Regions from separate parts of the Mus musculus genome. Here region 1 is linked to region 2. A link is a loop called in an ENCODE intact Hi-C map of the cell type or tissue named here. Cell type or tissue: left cerebral cortex. All regions are shown on one strand.

What was found. Hi-C counts contacts between places; a loop is a spot of excess contacts. Peaks named below come from ENCODE experiments on the same cell type or tissue, not always from the same donor. Only the 100,000 strongest peaks of a DNase experiment are listed, where the experiment ranks them.
Region 1: it touches region 2 in a loop (2.7-fold over the local background); 5 of 42 quality-filtered maps call a loop at or near these places.

Annotation. Positions count from the first base shown.
Region 1 is chr4:147,934,607-147,938,606 of GRCm38, forward strand. Plod1 (procollagen-lysine, 2-oxoglutarate 5-dioxygenase 1) reads right to left here and starts at 2,170. Exons shown (of 19, transcript NM_011122.3): 1 at 1,996-2,170. The coding sequence starts at 2,071. In left cerebral cortex, no CTCF peak of the experiment used is centred here; DNase peaks (open chromatin) are centred at 2,159 and 3,716; H3K4me3 peaks cover 1,095 bases; H3K27ac peaks cover 1,236 bases.
Region 2 is chr4:147,866,496-147,870,495 of GRCm38, forward strand. It overlaps Miip (migration and invasion inhibitory protein), which reads right to left and starts at 2,224. Exons shown (of 10, transcript NM_001025365.2): 1 at 1,874-2,224. It overlaps Fv1 (Friend virus susceptibility 1), which reads left to right and starts at 2,484. Exons shown (of 1, transcript NM_010244.3): 1 at 2,484-3,863. The coding sequence starts at 2,484. The coding sequence ends at 3,863. In left cerebral cortex, a CTCF peak has its summit at 2,070; DNase peaks (open chromatin) are centred at 2,163 and 3,064; H3K4me3 peaks cover 2,392 bases; H3K27ac peaks cover 952 bases.

The sequences.
Region 1 (4,000 bases), 68 kb after region 2:
GTGCCTTGGCTGTCCAGGAATTCACTCTGTAGACCAGGCTAGCATCAAACTCATAGAGATGCCCCTGCCCCTGCCCCTGCTTCCCGAGTTCTGGGGTCAAAGGTGCGCATCCACCACCACACCCAGCCACGTTCATACCCCTGATCCACTACAGCACCCAGCATGGTAGAACAGCTGACTGGAGATAGAATCCAGAACCACTGGGGCTTCTCCAGTCTCCACCCATGCAGGTACCCTCTCCAGTCCACCATCAAGCCCATCAGAGCTCTGGGCCACCCACAAAGTATCAACAGGAGGTATGGGTTCCACCAGGATAGCACCCCCACCCTACCCCCTCGCCCCACCCCCACCCAACCTCAACAGCCACCAGGGCCACATGGGCCTGGCCACCTGAAAGCTCAGCCTTCCCCTCCTGCTGCCCAAAGTCCAGTAATGATGTCCCCAGATGGACAAACTATGACCCCAGTCAGCAGAGATGAAAGAGGCATGGTGGAAGAGCAGAGTGTTACGAACAGTTGGCTCAGCAAGGAATTTAGCCTTCCTGAACTCCACCATAGGAACCATGGATGAAGGAGCCCCCTTTCAGAGATTAATGTGAAGACCCAAATGAGTGTCTGAAGTGTGGAACACAGTGTCTGCCGGTGACGCCTCCATTCTTGGCACAGAGCGGGAGCTGAGTTCTGGGCTTCCTAGAGGGCAACTGAGGCTCTTGGAACTGGGATGGTCTGGAGTATCCGAGCACGCATCAGCAGAAGCAGGAGAAAGTGAAATGGAGAAAAAATGGCTGCCACTGGGCTCCAGGTTCCTGCCACTAGGTGGGCCTTTGCACACATTACCAACTCTGTAGTCGGGACTTATCAGAGTCTCTTATCTATCTTCCTTTGATGCTAGATTAGACCCTACCAAAACAAACAAACAAACAAAAAAACCCCAAAACAACAACAACAACAAACCTAGCTGCTCTGAGCTTGGAGAGAAAATGCCCAGAGCCTTGACTTTAAGGGGACTCAGGGGCTGGTCTTATTTGAGGAATCTCTTGTGATCTCTAGAAATGAGGTCTTGCCACTCTGTGTTGGAGTCTAAAATACCAAGCTTCTCAAAAACTGTGCATCACCAACGCGAAAGGCGTGTGACCCTATGTATAACTGAGCACAGATGGAAGACGGAGCAGGCATGCAAAAACCTGTGGCTCCCAGCACATGGGTTTCAAAGCCAGGTTCTTTTCCTTTCCTTTTTTTTTTTTTTTTTTTTTTCTTCCTTTCTTTCCTTTTTGGTCAGGGTCTCATGTAGTCTAGACTGACTTTAACCCTTCGTGTAGTTGAGGATGACCTTGGACTTCTGATAACCCTGCTTCAACCTCCCTGAGTACTGGGGTTATAAGCATGCACAACTATGTTTAGTTTATGCAGCGCTGGGGACCAAACCCTGGGCTGCATGCGAGCTAGGCAAGTGCTCTTACCAACAGGGCTCACCCACCGGAGCCCTCCACATTCCTACCACCCACCATGTTCAGGCCAACTCCCATGTCTCCAGCAACATGGGTGGAAGAAAACAGGATGCCCTGGAGAATGCGGCTGATTTGGAGCCTCAGTTTGTAAAGCTGGAAAACGGGGTTAACATAAGAAAACACTTCCAGCAAACGTATTTAACTGGTGCTTAACTAGTGAGGCCAGGCTGCAGCAGATCGTGTACGATAAACGGGAGTCTTGCTACTTATTATGGGAATTGTGATCATGGACTCCTCTGAGCGCCAAATGAGGGTAGGGGGCGCGCAAGGGGAGAGTGTACTTCGGCTGTCCCCTCCTCTGCCCGCAGCACAAACCTAGGAATCCCGACCCCATGAGAGGAAGTGATCTACCGGAGTCACCCGCGGGCAAGTGGACAGATGACCGCAACCCAGCTCCCCGGCTCCCCCCCTTCCAGCCCAGGTCGCCTGGACACCCCGGTCCTCGGCGAGACAGACGGCCAGGCACAGCTCCGCCGCCGCGTCCTCACCCTCTAGCTTGGCGTCATCCTTCGCCTGGACCAGAAGAAGCCAGGCCAACGGGGCCAGGAGCAGCAGGGACCGCATAGCGGAGTCTCGGGAACAACCCGCCGGCACTGAGACAGAAGCTGAACTGGAAACTTCGCGACGGGGCCGGCGGGCGCTGCCACGCACTGAGCCCGCCCCGGGGGCGGTGCCGCGCACGCCTCCGCCCGCCTCGGGGAAGGGTTTTCCTGCTTAGGCTTCTAGGTCCTCCAGACTTGGGGCAGGTCGTTGTGCCCCCTGGGTCCCGATGCCGGACCGTCCATGCTCTCCCTCCCCCGCTTCTCTCCAAGTGGGCGAGGAGGGCGAGGCCTTGATGTCTAGAAGAGGAGACTTAATATCATCTGCACCGCGATGGTGGGAATATATATATAAAGTCTAGCCCCAGCTCCCAAAAGAGAATCACTTAATTCAACTTTCCGCTCCCTGGAAGGAAATCAGAAAGTAGTCAAGGAAATTGCAGCGGTTAATTATGGGATGGATGTGTGTGTGTGTGGTGATGGTGGGGGGGGGGTATTAGATGGATGGATAAGTGGGTGTGTAAGTGGGTGAGTGAGTGGATGGTTGGATGGCGGTATAGGTGGATGGATGGGTAAGTGGCTGGCTGGCTGGATAGATGGATGATGGGGGGCCAGATGGATGGATGGGTGAGTGAGTGGATGGATGAATGAGGGCTAAGTGGATGGAGTGAAAATTTTCAGTGCCATTCACAGACAAAGTAAAAGAAGGTCAAAAGTTTCTGGAGCAAGGGTTCCTGGTCCAGATGTGAGCCAAGCACATCTACATTTAGACAAAATCTGTCAAGCCGTAGAAGAGAGCTCAAACAGGGACCCTGGAATCTCAGTCCCACAGATTAGATCCTAGGGCAGGGTTCGGGAGGGCGGGGGAGGAGGGGCTTGACGAAATCAGGGAGTTAGGGAGATTTGGTCTTTCACAAAGGAAACAGGCATCTACAGGATGCTAAGTGGGAAAGGTTTTCTCTTCAGTATGACTCATTGTTAAAGATAGATCCTCTGCCTAGCAGATAGGTCAAAACAAGGTTGGGTGGGGTAGGGTGGGGTCTGCCCAAATCCTAGCACTCAGGAGGTAGAAGAGCTCCATTGTCCAAAGCCAGCCTGAGCTGCACAGCCAGACTCAGTCAGAGAAGGGAGGAAGAAGGTGTCAAAGCGAGCTGGAATCCCAGCACTCAGGAGGCATAGCAGGATCAGGAGTTCAAGACATGCTCAGCCGTAGAGCTAGTGACCATATAGCTTGAGGCTAGTGTGGACTGTGTGAGACCTCAACAACACACACCCACCCCCAACACAGGAAACTTACAGACCAATGTTTGCAATGATTATTTCCAAGTTGTGGAATAAACATGTTCATAACTTATGCAGCGTTTCTAGGTCATATTATTGGGAATCGTTCTTCTTTTCTTGTTTCTCTTTTTCTTGAGAAAGATGTACAATACTTGTACAATTGAAGAACCACGTGTCCTTTCTGGGAAATAAGAACAGGCTGGAAAAATGGGCGTCCACCTCATTGTGCAGAGGTCAACTCACACTCTCACAGATGGTAGAAGAGAGGCCCAGGGCTATCCAGCAGCAAGCTCAAAGTCACAAGACCAACCAGAGGAAGCGACCTCAGCAGAATCTAGAACATTTGCTTCCTAGCAGGGACTTAGAGCCAGGAGCTGCTGCAGCTGGAGACAGGACTTGGCGCCAAGCATCCACCAGCATCCGCCGGGTGTTTTAGACCCAGAAGGTTGAGGACTGAGATCTCCAAACCCTTGGAGGAGGAAGTACAAGTGTAAATGGGGGAAGAACCAGCCAGCCTTGTTGGCTGGCTCGATTTTCAAAGCTCTTCCTCCAAGCTCACAACTGCCTTTCTCGTAAAGCTGTCACTTCTGTTTGCAAAACAAGAAACTAAGGCTCGAAGCAGTATCATCTGCCTGGCATCACACACCTGATGTGGGACCACAGTAAGGAAGCA
Region 2 (4,000 bases):
TGCAGCCTCACCCTGTTTACTTATTATCCTCTCTGCTTCCTTGCCTGCCAAGAGACGACAACTCCCACTGGGCCTTCCCTATGTAATCTAATTCCTGGGGCCTGTGAGACGTCTCAATAGATAAAGGTGCTTGCTGCCAAGCTTGACGATCTGAGTTCAATTCCCAGGGCCTACAGAGTAGAGAGAACTGACTCTCATGAATTGTCTTCTTACCTCCATACATTCATGGGTCAGGGCATGTGCTTGCCCTATACCCACACATATAAGAACTTATTTTTAATATTAATCTGACTCCTTTATCATATAGAAAAGACTAGTGCAGCATGCTAATTTAAAGCTTAATGACTTGTGCTATTGTGCAGGGCAGGGGAGTTCGACCCTGAGTGGTGACAGTTAGGGGGCTTTTAACAGCTAGCTGAGGAATTGGGAGGAGTTGGGAGGAGAGTTGATAGGAGTTAGGAAGAGTTGGGAGGAGAGTTGGGAGGAGTTAGGAAGAGTTGGGAGGAGTTGGGAGGAGAGTTGGGAGGAGTTAGGAAGAGTTAGGAGGAGTTAGGAAGAGTTGGGAGGAGTTGGGAGGAGAGTTGGGAGGAGTTAGGAAGAGTTGGGAGGAGTTCTCTTCCGGGTGTCCTTGGTGAAATTTACAAGGCAGGAGTGGGGAGTGAGTTCTTTCTGAATTTTTATCTCCGTGTCATTGGCACAGGAAGGTAGGCATCTCTGGTTGTAAAGTATAGAAACAAAAAGGCTTTTTGCTGGCTATAGAGAACAAAGAGCTTTTTTCTGGCTGCATTTTTAGAGATCAGGGAAAACAAGCTTGGGGAACGTCTAGGGGCTTTACCTTCCAGGGAGAAACGCTCTAAGTCGGGGTCTCATACTATCTGGAGCTGGCACTGAACCCAGAACTGGAAGCATTAAGCCTTTTTCTCTGCCACAAGTCTTCTCCTGGTCAATTCATTTCTTTGCTTTTCTTTCTTTCTTTCTTCCTTTCTTTAATTTGCATGTATATCCCAAGGTCACACAGCTACTAAATGTCAAAAGCAGGGTTTGAACCAAAATGTAGGTTCCTGCTTGTTGTGCAGTGGCTACTTCCCCTGACTTTCAAACTTCTCCCTGATGGTGGGAGGAGAGAATCTCTTCAGAAGGCTGCAAATTCCTAGAGCTCCCTCCACAAGGTTGATTTAAACTATGTCCAGGGGAGAGCATTCTCAGATGGAGCTGCCTGAAAGCTGCGCGGGGGTGGATCAGAACCCGTGCTCGGTGGGACTGTCAGTGATGTAGCTGCCTTTGGGTCATGACCCCAATACGTACACTCCTTGGTTCACCCAGCCACACTTGGGTGGAATCGTTTCTCTGTTCTGTTGGCTGTGCTCTGGGGCAAATAAACCTTTGTTGACACATGACTCCCTATGAAGGGTCTGCACGGAGGAAAGCATGGCCCTGACTGGGACACAAACCCCACCCCCACCCCTTCTCCGGCCAGCTTTGGTCCTCAAAAATTATACTCAGGGGCTCTCTCTCTCTCTCTCTCTCTCTCTCTCTCTCTTTCTCAAAGATTTATTTATTTGTTCGGACACACCAGAAGAAGGCGTAGGATTCCATTACTGATGGTTGTGAGCCACCATGTGGTTGCTGGGAATTGAACTCAGTGGTTAAGAGCACTGAGCCGTCTCTCCAGACACTTTCTTTTGCTTCTGGAAGAGATGTCTGCAATATAAAGAAGCACTTCCCACTTCTCTTACAACCCCAGCCCAGACTCCTCCAGCCGAATCAGACCCCCCTATCCTTCCCAGCCCTGCCACCCTACAGGCCCCTGGAGACTTGGGTTTCGGAGCAGGCTGCAGGGGGCGAGCAGAGAAGACCCCAGCATCTCACTCACGCGCACTCAGGCAGGGTGCACACCGGGGCCTAGGCGCTTGCCCCTTCTCTACCGGTCTAGCGGGACGAAGGCACGCCTCTGTGGTCCCGAGATCAGCGGCTGCCATGGATAAAAGGACGCCAACGCTCTCCGCCCGAAAGCCCAGATTCCCAGCAGCCGGGGAATCCGCCTCCAGCAGGGGCGGAACCTCCAGTGGTTGTCCTAATTGGCTAAGGCTGGGGCGGGGCCTCCGCCGCTGTCCTGCTCGGCCAATTGACAGTGCCAGGACGCCTTATATTTGTTTCTTCGCATCCGGAAGCGGCAGTTTCAATATGGAAAGGAGGGGCTAATGGGACCTCATTGCTGATTGGTTAACTGTTAATGCTAATTCTACCAATTCAAATTGAGGACAGGCTCTGGTTGGTCAGTAGTACTCGGTTACGCAATTTCCGGATGTAAAGTCTCTAATGGCAGTGGATAGGTGGGGCTAGAGACTCCGGCAACTTTGACCTTTTCACGCGGACCCCACACTAGCAACTCCCCAGAGTGCTTTTGCCAGGGACGAACTGGAATTTGGATCCGAGGCTTGTAGGACGCAGTAGCCGAGTTCTAGGGAAACAAAAGTCTGAAGATGAATTTCCCACGTGCGCTTGCTGGTTTCTCGAGCTGGCTCTTCAAACCTGAACTTGCCGAGGACTCTCCGGATAATGACTCTCCGGATAATGACACTGTTAACCCATGGCGTGAGCTGCTGCAGAAGATAAATGTGGCCGATCTCCCCGATTCATCCTTTTCGAGCGGTAAGGAACTTAATGACTCTGTGTACCATACTTTTGAACATTTCTGCAAGATTAGGGACTATGACGCAGTTGGCGAGCTGCTTCTGGCATTTCTGGATAAAGTAACAAAGGAAAGGGACCAATTCAGAGATGAAATTTCCCAGCTCCGAATGCACATAAATGATCTAAAGGCTTCTAAGTGTGTCCTGGGGGAGACTCTTCTTTCCTACCGCCACAGGATTGAAGTTGGGGAAAAACAGACTGAAGCCCTCATTGTGAGGTTAGCTGATGTGCAATCCCAGGTCATGTGTCAGCCTGCCCGGAAAGTGTCTGCAGATAAGGTGAGGGCACTGATTGGTAAAGAATGGGATCCGGTAACCTGGGATGGAGATGTGTGGGAGGACATAGATTCTGAAGGGTCTGAGGAAGCTGAGTTGCCCACTGTCTTGGCCTCTCCATCCTTGTCTGAGGAAAGTGGTTATGCCTTGTCTAAAGAACGCACCCAGCAGGACAAAGCAGATGCCCCTCAGATCCAGTCTTCAACATCCTTAGTTACTTCTGAACCTGTCACCAGACCCAAGTCTCTGTCTGACCTTACAAGTCAGAAACACCGCCATACTAATCATGAACTCAATTCACTTGCTCACTCAAATCGCCAAAAGGCAAAGGAACATGCTAGGAAATGGATTTTAAGGGTGTGGGATAATGGTGGGAGGCTCACAATACTGGATCAGATTGAATTTCTCAGTTTAGGTCCTTTGAGCCTTGATAGTGAGTTTAATGTCATAGCCCGCACTGTTGAAGATAATGGTGTGAAGAGTTTGTTTGATTGGTTGGCTGAAGCATGGGTCCAGAGATGGCCTACTACAAGAGAGCTGCAGTCGCCTGACACCCTGGAGTGGTATTCTATTGAGGATGGGATTGAAAGGCTTAGGGAACTTGGAATGATAGAGTGGCTTTGTGTAAAAGCTACTTGTCCACAGTGGAGGGGCCCGGAAGATGTACCCATCACGAGAGCTATGAGGATAACTTTTGTCCGGGAAACTAGAGAGACTTGGAAGAGCTTTGTATTTAGCCTCCTCTGTATAAAGGACATAACAGTGGGGAGCGTGGCTGCTCAGTTGCATGATCTAATAGAATTAAGTTTAAAGCCAACAGCAGCTGGCTTGACTTCTGTAGGCTCTGTGGGGGTTCTCTCTCTCTCTCCCTGGAAACATCAAAGCAACAGTTAAAGAGCTTAAAATCAGGAGGAGCCCCCCCCCCCCCCCGCAGTGGAGACAGAGGACAGAGATGATTTTTTGCTTTCTTTCAACATAGATTTTAGAGCCAGAGGTGGGTTACCTTCCTATGATACCCCTGATGCGCCACA